Linked DNA regions of Homo sapiens: regions 2 and 3 are each linked to region 1. Evidence: chromatin contacts called from ENCODE Hi-C or POLR2A ChIA-PET data. All regions are on one chromosome and are shown on one strand. Each heading gives the region's core, a stretch centred on a gene start or an enhancer-like site at or near the end of the contact. The rest is flanking DNA. Distances are from core to core; before and after follow the strand shown.

Evidence for each region. A loop is a pair of places that touch in the nucleus more often than their neighbours do. ChIA-PET counts read pairs that join two places held with the same protein, here RNA polymerase II (POLR2A). Pooled maps may share reads with other maps.
Region 2: a pooled map shows a loop between it and region 1 (10-fold over the local background). The contact joins the promoter of USP19 here to the promoter of TMA7 in region 1. A Hi-C loop is called at or near these places in 4 of 50 pooled maps. POLR2A ChIA-PET finds 5 or more read pairs at or near these places in 2 of 52 experiments (PC-9 and activated CD4-positive, alpha-beta T cell).
Region 3: a loop to region 1 is called in a pooled map, with 7 times the contacts of the local background. The contact joins the promoter of IMPDH2 here to the promoter of TMA7 in region 1. A Hi-C loop is called at or near these places in 5 of 37 single-sample maps with no recorded cell type and 15 of 50 pooled maps. POLR2A ChIA-PET finds 5 or more read pairs at or near these places in 5 of 52 experiments (H1, MCF 10A, PC-9 and 2 more).

What each region holds. Positions count from the first base shown.
Region 1 is chr3:48,438,349-48,442,999 of GRCh38, forward strand. TMA7 (translation machinery associated 7 homolog) reads left to right here and starts at 1,909. Exons shown (of 4, transcript NM_015933.6): 1 at 1,909-1,964; 2 at 2,055-2,110; 3 at 2,193-2,280. The coding sequence starts at 1,949. It overlaps CCDC51 (coiled-coil domain containing 51), which reads right to left and starts at 1,771. Exons shown (of 4, transcript NM_001256964.2): 1 at 1,640-1,771. RefSeq lists an enhancer at 1,577-1,716 and a silencer at 2,147-2,206.
Region 2 is chr3:49,118,198-49,122,848 of GRCh38, forward strand. USP19 (ubiquitin specific peptidase 19) reads right to left here and starts at 2,626. Exons shown (of 27, transcript NM_001199161.2): 1 at 2,559-2,626; 2 at 825-1,084. The coding sequence starts at 948. LAMB2 (laminin subunit beta 2) reads right to left here. Exons shown (of 32, transcript NM_002292.4): 27 at 4,507-4,651; 28 at 3,966-4,173; 29 at 3,747-3,888; 30 at 3,487-3,663; 31 at 3,236-3,395; 32 at 2,917-3,165. The coding sequence ends at 3,029. RefSeq lists enhancers at 1,925-2,914, 2,915-3,903 and a silencer at 2,487-2,806.
Region 3 is chr3:49,027,319-49,031,969 of GRCh38, forward strand. IMPDH2 (inosine monophosphate dehydrogenase 2) reads right to left here and starts at 2,080. Exons shown (of 14, transcript NM_000884.3): 1 at 1,935-2,080; 2 at 1,440-1,488; 3 at 1,113-1,214; 4 at 930-1,004; 5 at 392-598. The coding sequence starts at 2,032. It overlaps QRICH1 (glutamine rich 1), which reads right to left. Exons shown (of 10, transcript NM_198880.3): 10 at 2,389-3,326. The coding sequence ends at 3,134. RefSeq lists enhancers at 1,213-1,815, 1,816-2,417, 1,871-2,080.

The sequences.
Region 1 (4,651 bases), core at 659-3,158:
TCTTGACTCCTCCAGCGCAGACCTCTCTCCCCAGGGTTCTAGGCTCATTTATCAAACTTCCCAACCTATATCTCTGCCTGAAAATCTAATGGGGATCTCATCTTCCCCTCCCAAACCTTTTTTTCCCATAGCCTTCTCCATCATGGATGACAGCAATACCAAGTTCAAATATTCAGATCAACAACCTCGCATCACCCCTGATTCCTCATTTCTCTCCCACCTCACATCCATCTATCAGCAAATGCCCCTGGCTTTCCAAATCCAGGATCCCTCCTCCTCTCACCTCTGCCACTGCTACCAAATGGTCCCAGTGACCCACATCACATCTCTAGCCTGGATTATCCCAAGAGCCTCCTGACAGATGTCACCCTGCTTCTATTCCAGCCCCTACAATTTATTGTCAGTCGAGCAGTCAGTGTTCCTTTCCAAACACAGGTGGAACCATTGTCTCTCTGCTCAACCTCTACAATGGTTCCCCACTTCTCTCAAGGTAAAAGCCTGTCTTTTCCATGGCCTACAGGGAACCTACCCACTGGCTCTCATTCCTCTCTGACCTCATCTCCCACTAGTCTCCCTTTCCTCACTCCACTCCAAGCACATGGACCTTCTTGAAGTTGCTGGAACGCACCAAGTTGTCCCCAGCTCAGGGCCTTCACGACAGCTGCTATCTGTGCTGCTCGCTCCCTCACCTTCTTCAAGTCCTGCTCAAATAGTAGCCCCTTGGGAGGTCTTCCCCATGCACCCTATCAGATATGGCCATCCCACTCCCACCCTAGCACTCCTGACCCACTTTCTCTGCTTTATTTTTTCCATGCATATATCACATGACCTGCAACATGTATCCCATTTATTTGCTTTGGTTATAGTCTGTCTCACTCACTAGAATTTCAGCTTGGTACCTACATATAGTACGTACCCAGCAAAAAATGTACTCATCTGCCTAATCTCTGGACACTGTAGCATCCCAGCGCTCAGCACTGTTATTTAAAAAAATAACAACTTTGGCTGGGTGCGGTGGCTCACGCCTGTAATCCCAACACTTTGGGAGGCTGAGGCGGGGGGATCACGAGGTCAGGAGTTCGAGACCAGCCTGGCCAACATGGCGAAACCCCGTCTCTACTAAAAATACAAAAATTTTCCGGACATGGTGGCGGGCACTTGTAATCCCAGCTACTGGGGAGGCTGAGGCATGAGAATCGCTTGAACCCAGGAAGCAGAGGTTGCAGTGAGCCAAGATCGTGCCATTGCACTCCAGCCTGAGAGACAAGAGCAAGACTCCATCTCGGGGGGAAAAGAAAAAAAAGCTTTATTGATATATAACTTGCATACCATATAATTCACCCAATGTGTACAATTCAGTAGTTTTACTATATTAACAGAGTTGTATGGCCATCACCAAAATAAATTTTTTTGACCATTTTCATAGATGAACAAACAGAATTCGCAAACTGCTGCACCCCTGACTATATTATAAAACTCCTTACAGGGTTTTCCAAAGCTATAGGACCACGTGATATAACTCCCGTCCACTTCTGCCATCTCCCCGCCTAATCTCCCTCCACCCAAGCTGTGCTTTCCTTGGTTCCAGGAAAGCGACGAGCTTGAAGCTCTTTGCACATGCACATGCCCTGCTGTCTACCTGCAGTGCTCTTCCCGCGCACGGCCACAGGCCTGGTAGGCCGTCCGGTTAAGTACCCCTCCTACGGTTCCGATTCTACCCTGGCAGGACAACCCTAGCTCCTCGTACCTGGCGTGGCCCGACCAATCGTCTGCCACTCAGTTGACCTCTGACCTGTTAGTACCCGCCCCTGGAGCGCCGCATCCGGTAGCGAGAGTTCAACTTCCTGACTAGGAGCCAATCAGCGGGGCCGCCTCGCTGTCTACGACAAAGGGTGGGGCAGACGCTCCGTTTCCGGTGGCAGGGTCTGGGGAAGCGGCGGCAGGCGCCATGTCCGGCCGCGAAGGTAAGTGTTCCGGAACCGTGAGGACTGCGGGGACGGCGGGGTGGGGACCGGGCGGCAGGGGCAGGCCGAACGTGCTCGTGTCGCCCACAGGTGGCAAGAAGAAGCCACTGAAACAGCCCAAGAAGCAGGCCAAGGAGATGGACGAGGTGAGGGCGGGCGCGGAGGCACTGGCGGGTGCGGGGGCGCTGGGAGACAGGCCTGAGTTGAACACGCTCTGCCTCTCCCCAGGAAGATAAGGCTTTCAAGCAGAAACAAAAAGAGGAGCAGAAGAAACTCGAGGAGCTAAAAGCGAAGGCCGCGGGGAAGGGGCCCTTGGGTAAGTGGGGGCCGAATGGAGCTCAAGCTGGCCAAACGCTATGAGCACCTATTGGGATGAGGGCGCGGGCATGTCTTTTTCCTGCCTCCTGAACTGCGAGGTCTCGTTTTCCGACGTCCGCTGCAGCGAATGGTCTCTAGCCAGTCTAGGATTTGCAGCGGCAGTAAGGGCCGGGAGCTGGAAACGAGGTCTCCTGCCTCCCAGGCAGTCTGGGCTTCCATTCCTTAGGAAGAGCTGCAGAAACGGAAACAGTGAAATGTATTTACCTCAGACGCAGATTCACAGTTAAGTTTCTCAAAGTCTGACGTCGTCCGCAATCTTTTGCCCCAAATTCGTATTTCACTGCCTTCTAGTGTTTGAACCTTACTTGACTTAGAAGTTTTTTTGTTTTGTTTTGTTTTGTTTGAGACAGAGTCTCACTCTGTCTCCCAGGCTGGAGTGCAGTGGCGTGATCCCGGCTCACTGCAACCTCCACCTTCCGGGTTCAAGCAATTCTCCTGCCTCAGCCTCCCAAGTAGCTGGGATTACAGGCGCCTGGCACCACGCCTGGCTAATTTTTTTTTTTTGAGACGGAGTGCGGCTAATTTTTGTATTTTTAGTAGAGATGGGGTTTCACCATCTTAGCCAGGCTGGTCTTGAACTCCTGACCTCGTGATCCACCCGCCTCAGCCTCCCAAAGTGCTGGGATTGCAGGCGTGAGCCACCGCACCTGGCCAGTTTTTTTTTGTATTTATAGTAGAGACGGAGTTTCACCATGTTGGCCAAGCTGGTCTCGAACTCCTGACTTCAAGTGATTCACCCGCCTCTGCCTCCCAGAGTGCTCGGATTACAAGCGTGAGCCACAGCACCTGGCCAACTTTTTTTTTTTTTTCGTACTGCTTATATTATCTCTAATATATGCTTTTTTGCTTTCTGAGTCTTTTTACTTCTGGGTATGCCTAGACTAAAAGATAAAGTCCAGGCTCTTCAGTGTGCTGTTGCTCCATATGCTTTTCTAACTGAATCCTCCACCTTTTTTACATCTTTTATGTAGGAGAAATTCATTACATTTCAAAATATTTTTCAGGCCCAGCAGTTCTAGTACTTTATGTGCATCATAAGCATTATTTTACATTGATCCAACTAGTGATTATTTCCTCCACAGTTGTTTATGCCCCCATTTGAGCACTGTGAGCCATGCTAGGCATGATGGAGACAAGGATGGTGGGAGTGTCATCTAGGGCTTCCCAAGACCTCTCTCCCAGTGGGTTTGATCCATTATTGTTTACCTACCCAGCACTGAGATTTCTAGCTCTTGAGATTCCTTTTCAGAATGGTGTAAGGGGCCAGGCACAGAATGGGCTGACCATAATCCAAGTGCTTTGGGAGGCCTAAGCAGGAGGATTATTTAAGGCTAGGAGTTCACAGCATCAAAGGGAGACCCTGTCTACAGAAAAAATTTAAAATTAGCTGGGCGTGGTGGTGGTGGCGGCCCGTTTCCTGTAATCCCAGCTATTTAAAAGGCTGAGGCAGCCTCGCTTAAGCCCAGGAGTTCAAGGTAAGAGGATTATTTGAGCACGGGAGTTCAGGCTGTAGTGAGCTGGGATTGCGCCACTGTATTCCAGCCTGGGAGATAGAATGAGACCCTATCTCAAAAAAAAAAAAAAAAAAAGGTATCTTGCACCCTCTTTTAATCTGTGATTGTGTATAGGGGAAAGAACAGTCTTTAGTGTAACTCTATGCTAGTTGTTTCTCATTGAGCATCATCTGATTTTTATTTTAAGGTTTATTTTGTCAGGCCCCTTTGGATCTTCTTTCCTGTATTAGGCATATGTAACCCTACACTTTTTTTTTTTTTTTTTTTTAAATAGTCTCACTCTGTCGCCCAGGCTGGAGTGCAGTGGCATGATCTCAGCTCACTGCAGCCTCCGCCTCCCAGGTTCAAGTGATTCTCCTGCCTCAGCCTCCTGAGTAGCTGGGATTACAGGCGCACACCACCATGCCCGGCTAATTTTTGTATTTTTAGTAGAGACGGGGTTTCACCATGTTGGCCAGGATGGTCTCGATCTCCTGACCTCGTGATCCACCCGCCTCCACCTCCCAAAGTGCTGGGATTACAGGCGTGAGCCACCGCGCCTGGCCCAATCCTATGCTGTTTCTTAAATCGCCTACTGCGTTCCACATATATGGTCATTTGTAAATTGACAGAGTATACCAGGTGCCAGGATCATAATATGGAAGGTAGTGTAACATGGCAGTTAAGAATGTGGACTTTGAAGTCAGATGACTCAGGTTGGGATCCTGGCTTGTCACATACTTGAACAACACCTAACAATAAGACTTCTTTTTTGGCTGGGCATGGTGGCTCAAGACTGTAATCCCAGCACTTTGG
Region 2 (4,651 bases), core at 1,376-3,875, 680 kb after region 1:
GAGGATGCAGTAAGCTACGATCACACCTGCACTGCACTCCAATCTGTGCAAGAGTGAGACCCTGCCTTTAAAAAAAAAAAAAAAAAAGGGACAGGCACGGTGGTTCACGCCTGCAATCCCAGCACTTTGAGAGGCCGAGGTGGGTGGATCACCTGAGGTCAGGAGTTTGTGACCAGTCTGGCCAACATGGTGAAACCCCGTCTCTACTAAAAATACAAAAATTAGCTGAGTGTGGTGGTGCATACCTGTAATCCCAGCTACTTGGGAGGCTGAGGCTACTTGGGAGGCTGAGGCAGCAGAATCACTTGAACCCGGGAGGCAGAGCCCGCAGTGAGCCAAGACGCCACTACACTCTAGCCTGGATGACAGAGTGAGACATTGTCTCAAAAAAAAAAAAAAAATTAGCCTTGCGTGGTGGCATGCACCTGTAATCCCAGCTACTTGGGAGGCTGAGGCAGGACAATCACCTGAACCAGGAGGTGGACGTTGCAGTGAGCCAATATTGCACCACTGCACTCCAGCCTGGGCTACAGAATGAGACTCCATCTCAAAAAAAAAAGGAAAAAAAGAACAGGTTCAAAAAAAAGAAAAAAGTTTAAAAAGGAAAGAAGGCAAGCCCCCCAACAGCACCATCTTCTGGATCTTAGCCAAGTACTCAGGCTTCAAAGCTGAGGCTCTACTGAGGTTATCATGGGTCCTTCTTCTCTCATCATCAAACCAGGACAGAGAGAAGAACAAGAAAGTCATCTCCCAAACCCCAATCTGTATACCAATAAGATGGGAGGCAGAGAAGGCCACAATTACTCTGGGAATGCCACTCCCACCTTTCCTAGGATCTCCATCCTTGCTCTCCTGGTTTGCTCGATCCTTCTGCTTCTTCTTACTAGTGGTGTCCTCCAGTCCTGGGGGCCCTCTCCTTGGGCCTGTGGCACTGGCCCCGCCAGACATCTTGAGCCGCTTGGTCGACAGCCAGAGTGCCCCGGGGTCGGCAACAGCGTCTGGGTCAGGGCTGCGGCGCTTTCTTCCTGGCCCAGCTATCTTGGCAACTCTTTGTGGCCAAATTCTCCAGCAAGGAACGGACAGCCTAATGGAAAGAAGCCAGTGATCACTGCCAAGACCCAACAACTTGCTCTTTAGCTACACCCAGGGCTCAGCAACACAGGACACTAATGCTACAGAGCTGTATCTTCTCATCTCTTAAGTACCCCTGGACACTCTCAGGATATTCTGAAGAGGTAATAAATAATGCAAGTAGCAGCAACCACTTCTGGCCAAGCCTCATAGATACCCACCATAACAGTCCCACACAGGTGAAAGCCTCACTGAGGGGGCACCAGGTCAAGGAAGTCATGGCCTGGGACCAGGCTACTCCACCAATCTGGAGAGGAGCCACGGCTCCAGCCCACAGGGCTGGCACTCCGAGCAGGGTGCTCACTTTTCCTTCACTCTCACTGGCTGCTTAGTCACCACTGGAGAAATAGAAGGTGGAGGAGGAAGGCAGGACAGGAGACAAGCCGCAGGAGAACCAGGCTCTGTGGCTGTAAACAGGCTCAACCCAGGTTCTACCATTGCCCAGAAAAAGTCCTGGGGCTAAGGCACTCCACCTGCCTCCTGCCAGCTCCCACCCTTGGCAAGAACCTGCTCCTATGTACTGCTTGGTCCTTCTTCATTTCAAGAGAAAGTCCTCTCCCCAGCTGCTGTCCCAAGCAGAAAGGGACTGAAAAGTGTATCTAGATGTCACGCTACCTCTTCAGCAGCAACCCTGCTCCAGTACTAAGGCAGGATGGGCATCCAGTTTGAGACTGGAACAGAAATTATCACCTTCCTTCCCAGATGCCTTCACTCATGAGCTCTGAGCCACAAGGACCACTACAGTTTCCCACAGACCCACCAGTGGATTCTGGACTGTTTCCTCCTCCAAAATGAAGGTCTTGAAACTAGATACTGAGATGAGGCTGGGGAGGACCACAGATCCAGGACTCCTGGCAGCCTCAAGCCTGGCCTGAACCAGTAGCAGGACAGATAATGACTAGTCTGTGTTCCCCTAAGTGTGTAAAGGAGGAAGGAGGGATGGCAGGATACCCTTCTACAGGTCAGATGTGGTACTGGTGGGCTGGATCTTTAATGACACCTGCCACCGGCGCCTCCTTCTTGCACCCAGGCCCCAGCCGAAGGTCGCGTCCCTCCCCCATGCCCCAGGGACGTCGAGGCGGGTAAGGGGCTGTTTAGAGACCCGAGCCGGCCTGAAATGGCAGCGCGGGGTTACTGACCACAGATCAGCGCCCCGGTCGAGCTGCGACCCAGCTTCAGCCTCTGAACCCCGAGCCCGCCACCACCTCTCCCACGAAGTTGCCCTCGCTGGCCGCCAGTCCTCTCCCAGGTGGGAGGCTGGCCACAGGCATAGCGTAACGGCCCTGCCGGCATCAGTGGGCTGGCACGCTGCGGGGCACTAGGGGTAGGGACTGGCACGGCCCGTGACCTTGAACAGGCCGCCGCGGCCGCGCGTTGCGGCCTCCCCGCTGCGGCCAAGCCAGCGAGTTGCAGCCTGCTCCACTCACCGAGCGAGACCGCCGCAGCCAGCCCTCTTCGGGCCCTGGCAACCCGCTCTCCGTTCCGGTTCCGGCGCAGGTCGGTTCCGGTTCCGGCGCGCCCCTCCCCCGTCCCGGCGCCGCCGCCACCGCCTTAGCGGCTTGTTTTGTTTCGACTTCTAGCTAAGGCCGAGGGAGGCGGAGCGCCAAGCTGGTGACGCACTTCCGGCGGGAATGGGCTCGGAGCGACCCGCAGCTCCGGGGCGGGCCCGAGCGGAAGGAGGCGGTGCTCGGGTGGCTTAGCGGTGCATGGGTTCTGCTGGGGGCAACCTCGAGGTTCCCCTGGAGACTCCCCCGCCCGCCCCAAATCAGAGTCCAGACAACACAGTGGGGGTTCACACTGGTTTATTGGGGGCCCTGCCGGGCCAAGAGCTCTTCAGTGCATAGGCAGACATGCATGTGGGGCAGTGCTAGGAACTGGGGTAGGCCTTGGGCAGGGGTCACTGGCAGGTGTTGTAGATCTGCACCTGCAAGTTGATGGCTTGAAGCACGCTGCGCATCCTGGCCTCCAACCCGTCCAACTGGGCTGCCTTACTCTCCAGTGCCCGCTCATTTTCCTCATAGGTGCCTTCCAATTCTAGGAAGGGCAGGTGTCAGTTTAGGGGGGGTTTCCCGCAGTCTTGTGTCTCTGGTGCCCCATTTCTTACCCTGTAGCCGCTGCAGCTTGTCCTGAGCGGCTTGCAACAGGTCCCGAGCCTCATCCCGCAGTTGTTCTGCCCTTGCCTGTGCAGCCAGCACACCTTGGGCCTTGCGCTCAGCTAGGGCCTTCACCGTCTGGTACTGATCACCCAGAGGACCGCGTAGCAGCTGCAGATGTAGAGGGTTAGGTTAGCGTGGTAGCTCAGTGGAGGCCCATCTTCCACCCCTACCTTCTCCAGCTGGCTCTGCCTCAACCCACCTGCTCAGCCTCCTGGGCACGACCCTGGGCACTGCCTGCCGTTTCTTCTGCTGTAGAGGCTGCCAGACTATTTCCTGCCCGTTTCAATTTCAGAGCCTCCAGGAGAGCATCCAACTGCCGAGCCCTTTCACCTGCAGAGCTCAGTGCCCGCTCTGCACCTGCCATCCTCTCCTGTACCTGCCATGGGTGAGCCAAAGGTTACACAGATCTACGGTTCATGCCCATAACCTTGTCCCACTGATGTCCTAGGAAGACCTCACCTGGTACAGGGTCTGCTCTGTGTCCCGTGTGTCAGCCACTGCCCCCCGGATGGCACCCTGGGCAATACCCTGTGCCCGCTGGGCCTCCTCCAGTGCTGCCTGTACTGTCTCTGCCTTCTGTTTCTCATCCTCAGCCCAGCTCCTGGGGAGAAGGGGGAATCAGAACCTGGAGGTATCAAAACCAGGTGTCAGGGATAGGGGCCAGGGATGGGGTCAGACCTTGCCCGCCGTGCATCCTGCAGTAGCTGCTCGGCACGACGCACATCTCCTACAGTACGTGCCAGGATCGCATCCACATCTGCCAGGCTCCGGACTCGCTCTGCAATCGCACCCGCCAGGTGCTGGATCTGCTCAGCTGAAGCTGGGATGGAGAGCTCTAGCACCCGTGTGGCCACCATTTCAATGCTATCAGGATCAGCCCCCTCCTCTATAGGGACACAGCAAGAACTTAAGAACATAGATTCTCCAGCATGGGCATGAGGATACAGTTTTGGGGTATGGACTCAGGACATGTACATGGGATAGGGGTTTGTTACCAGGCATAAGGATATAATCACAAGGACAGGGACTATACAAGGGGCTCAGACTCAAGAACATGGACCTGGGACCACATATGGGCAATAACTCAGGAGCCAGTCAAGGGATCATAAACACTAATCCAGTGTAGTCCCTGAGGCTCAAGTATGAACCAAGGGAGATACAGACACCGGGAGTTGCCAAAGGGGACAACCACATGGCCTGGGACACGTGGGAGGCTCACGGTTGAGGAAGTCCTTCACACTCTGGATAAGTTCTTGAAGTTCCTGGTTGGCCTGTTCCACCTGTCCCCTGGAAGCATTAGCCTTGTCCAGGGCTGCCTGGGCCCGCTGCTGTGCCTCGCTTGCCTGCCGACGAGTCTCAGCCAC
Region 3 (4,651 bases), core at 830-3,329, 590 kb after region 1:
ACCCTTCCTCAAGGGATCCCAATAATTCTTAGCAGTATGGTATTGAGTGAGGGATGAGTAGAAAGGACAACATGGCACAGGGAGCACCCTCTTACACTATGGAATAAGGAGGACAACACAGGAACAATGGCAAGAAAATCAGGGCAGACCTCAAGCACTGCCCCTACCTTAGGGGTTTAAAAGAACAAAGCATGAATACTAGCAAGCATTTGGGCAGTTTGAAAGCCTCTGGTGGGGAAAGGATGCAGGAACCCAATAAAGGAGTCAGAAACTTGGTTTGACACTCCTTTCCCAGAGAGAAGAGGCTATCAGAGATGTCTTAGACAACAGAAGCCCCTTGTCTTCAACCTGGGCTGCTAGAGCTTGGATCTACTCTGCCAGTGGCACCCACCTCTTCCAAGAAACAGTCATGTTCCTCCTCTTTGAGAAAATCAATGTCCCTGGAGGAGATGATGCCCACCAAGCGGCTCCCCATCCGGCCTGTGTCTGTGATTGGGATACCGCAGAAACCATGCCGGGCCTTGGCCTCAAAAACATCCCGCACGCGATCCTTGGGGCTGAGGACCACAGGGTCTGTGATGAATCCCTGTTCATATTTCTGGAAAGGGATGGTGAGAAAGGGCATCGCATCTTTGAACTACTTTCATCAGGCTCTTGATCTGAAGCATGGGGTCTCTGCTTATCGATCCCTTTGGCAGTGCCACAAGACCAAATCACACCAACACATCTTAGAGACATGGGTAGGCTGGAGGCACTGTACACCTGGTCTATTGCTGCTGCTTTAAGAAACAGAATCTCAGGGTCTTCTCAGTAACTGAACCCCATGGTGGGAAGAAAGAATACTAAATTAGAATAAACCCCTACTCCCACCCCACCCCACCTCAGTGCAATTCCCAGGAGCGCTTGCTAATGATCGTTGCCCTTCTGACCTTCACTTTCCGAACTTCATTGGCCTGGAATTCAGGTGTACAGTTGTGGTGGATGAAGCCAATACCGCCTGTAAGCTACAGGATAAAAAGAGACTACTACTAAGTGACAAGAAGCAGGACTGAATGCCTTTGGGGAAAGGCGATGGAGTCCTTGCTCCTTCCCCCACACCCCATGGGGCTCACCGCCATTGCTATGGCCATCCCAGCCTCTGTGACTGTGTCCATGGGAGAGGAAACCAGTGGGGTCTTAAGAGTGATTTTCTTGGTCAGAGCAGAAGTCAGGTCCTGAGGAGACAAACGTCAACCAGTGTGGGAAAGCATCCCTTACACCTCAAGGTGTTACTGAGTCCCCCACAAAAAGGCACTTTTGTATGACCTGCATGCTAACAAGCAACATGATCCTATAAAATCCACCCCCAAGCCCAATCTGGTGAGTTAGCCCAGAGACCAGGTGATAGTAGCACCTTAGCTCACCTTGATGTTCAGGACCCAATTCCTGATCATACTCACCACCTGGTCTGCAGTGAAGTCGATGTACCCAGGGAGAATGAGAAAGTCACTGCGAGGGAAGGGAGTGAATTGGGAGTAAAGCTCTCAGCTTAGGGCAGCATGAGACTCCATCCCCATGTACCAATCAACCCGTAACGCATGTGAGCAGAGAGTGGCACTGACAGAGTCTGTGTGTCACAGGCACAGCACAAGGTGGAAATGGGTACAGGGGACCTTTTCTGCCACCGAGCTGTCATCAGTGCTCCTGGCACCCTGACAATTCCATGTGTCTGGAGCATGGAATCTCCGGCCTGAGATTCCAAGCACTACTGAGATGCTTCTCCGTACCCCAAGCACCGCTCCAGATGTCTCAAAGTGAGCCCCGGAGGTGGGTGGCCAATTCCCGAAACCTGTCCCCCACGCCCACGCCCAAGGCGGCTCTCGGAAGCCCCCATCTGGCCTTTTCCCCAGGGTGCCGCCCCTCTCTTCGCCCAGGTGAGCCCCATAGGCCCGCACTTGTAGGTGAGGCCGTCTCCGCAGTTGAAGAGCTGCTGTGCTGTGAGTCCGTCGTCTGGCACGTAGGACGTGCCCCCACTAATCAGGTAGTCGGCCATGGCCAACACAGGACACCGCCGCGTGTCTCCGAGGACCGCGCCGCAGAGACCTCTGCCGTCTGGGCCGCGCCAATATAAACCAGCCGATTTCGTCACTGCGCTGCGCGCGACGCTGACGTCAGGGCGTAGTGCGCGCGGGCGGAACCTACCCGCCTCGCTGCGGCGGGGGCGGAGCTGGCGCTGAAGAAACAGCGCATGCGTATAGCACATAGTGGCCTTGTCACTGAGGAGCTGCCACTTCACGTCCCACCCCACACTCCCCGCAGGACCTCGGCCAGTTCAATTAACAGGCAAGGGTTTACTTCTACTGTCCCGCCGGGCTCCTCCCCAAAATAAAGAGACGTTGTTCACTAACATGTTGAAAAGACGTGCTTGTCATTCTTAATAAACAACTAGAGTAAGAATACATAAGAGAAACAGAGTGGTATCTTTATATGATACACAAGTGTATGTTACAAGAATTCCATCAGGCACAGGAGCCTCAGGTTTTAAGGCCTCAATGTTAGGCCAACAAAAAAAAAAAAGGCATGGTAAAGTTTTTACTTTTACATCTAAAATGTCACTTGTCATAAAGGAGGGTGTAATAGAAATTGTCTTTAATAAATCATAATTGAAGTTCCCCTCATTTTTCTTCCATTAAGATGCTAAGTTTATGTCTGATCATGAAGAAAGAAAAGAACATCGTTCCCCTGTGGTCAGCAAAGTCTGTCAGCCCAGTGGAAGTCGGCTGGGGAGATTCCCTCCAGGGTCCATCCATCATTAATTCCATCTCTCTTGAAGATGGAAAGGGGCCACATTTCTTTTCACAGTCCAAGCCCTTTCCCCAGGCCCCAGACAAAAAAGAGTCAGCCAGCAACTTTCTAGGACATATGACACTCAAGGAAACCCAGAGCCACCATCGGCTGAGGAGTCTGCCGCAGCAGGTTTATGAAGATGCAAAGGGGGCAAAGTTTTCTTTTATATTTTAAACAGAAGCAGCCTGAAAGGCTTCGTAACTACACCAATAAAAAAAAGAAAAAAAAAAATGGAGGCCTCTTCTTTAGTGTGAAAGTCTGTCTGGTTTTTCCTGGCTGGTTTCTCTTGTGCCATGGCCAAGGCATCTCAGTGCATAGTGCTTGCATTGGCCACTGCGATGGCCTCCTGAATTTCTCTTATCACCAGGATCCGCGTCAGCATTTGTCCCATCTGCTCTCTGCTGATAGGCTGGACTGAGTACCAGATTGGGCTGTTGGGGGCCACCACTGGCTCAGGTGTCAGGTAAAAGGTGTCATTCCGGCCTTTCACACTCTGGGGGCTGAAGAATATGCGGATAAAAGTTGGGTACCACCAATATAACTTCAACCCTCCCACCCTGAACTTCCCAGACAGATGCTGTCTGCAAACAGTAAGGCCCCAAGTTATTGTGGCACAGCTACTGAATTCCATGCAGCCACCACACACTACATCCTGGTCCTCCTTTGGGACTACTGCAAATCCCCCAAATGTTGGGTTACTTCCCCTCTGCCCCTCCTTCCCACAAACCAGCTGTGATCCATCACTGACTGCACCAGCCTAGGGCTCTCATGGACTCATGTGAGTCTATCCTTATCCTACTTGAAGCCAGCTTCACTGCTCAAAGCGTCTATCTCCAAGTCTTTGCGCTTTTTTTTTTTTTTTTTTTGAGATGGCGTCTTGTCTCCAGGCTGGAGTGCAGTGAGGTGATCTCAGCTCACTGCAACCTCCGCCCCCTTGGTTGAAGCGATTCTCCTGCCTCAGCCTCTGGAGTAGCTGGAACCATAGGCACGAGCCACCAAGCCCAGCTAATTTTTGTATTTTTTAGTAGAGATGGGGTTTTTCCATGTTGGCCAGGCTGGTCTCGAACTCCTGACCTCAGGTGATCCACCCACCTTGGCCTCCCAAAGTGCTTGGATTACAGGCGTGAGCCACGGTGCCCAGCCTCATGTTGTGTTTTCTACCCAATAATGATGGCCATTACAGTGGGGCCCTAAACTTGGGTTCACCCCCCTCCCCCGAACTGTGCTGTACCTCTATTAAGTACTTGGCATGCTGTATCCTCTAACAGTTATTCATCCATCCATTCAAGATTTATTCAAGGGTTACTAGTGCCAGGTCAGCACTAGGTGCTGATATTTAAAAAAATGGGCAGGAAAAGTATTTCCTACCCATGGAGCTTACAGATAGGAGGGGACACAGGTAGCAATTAAAGTTAAACAAATACAAAATAAAAAACAGTGATAAGTGCTACCGAGGAAACAGTCACAGGGAAGAGGTGGGGAATCTGGAAATGCTTCCCTGATAAGCTGTGTTTAAGTTGAGAAGAGGCATAATATGATGTCCTTGAGTGGAGAGGAGCTAGTGTGGCTAGGGAACTAAGAGCTCCACAGACATGAGGTTAGCAAGGGGGAGTGCATCAAAGGAGTTGTCTGCCATAAAAGAATTACTATGTAATGAGAAACCATTGAAGGGGCAAAAGGGAGAAAAAGCTGAGAGGAGTCTCACCTAGATTAATGATGGCAGTGACAAAAGGTCAAGGTCAGGAAGCAGGGCCATGCTCAATATGTGATGAAGGTAGATTCTCTGTACCTTCATACCCTTTTCATGAAAGGTGACTGTAGGGAC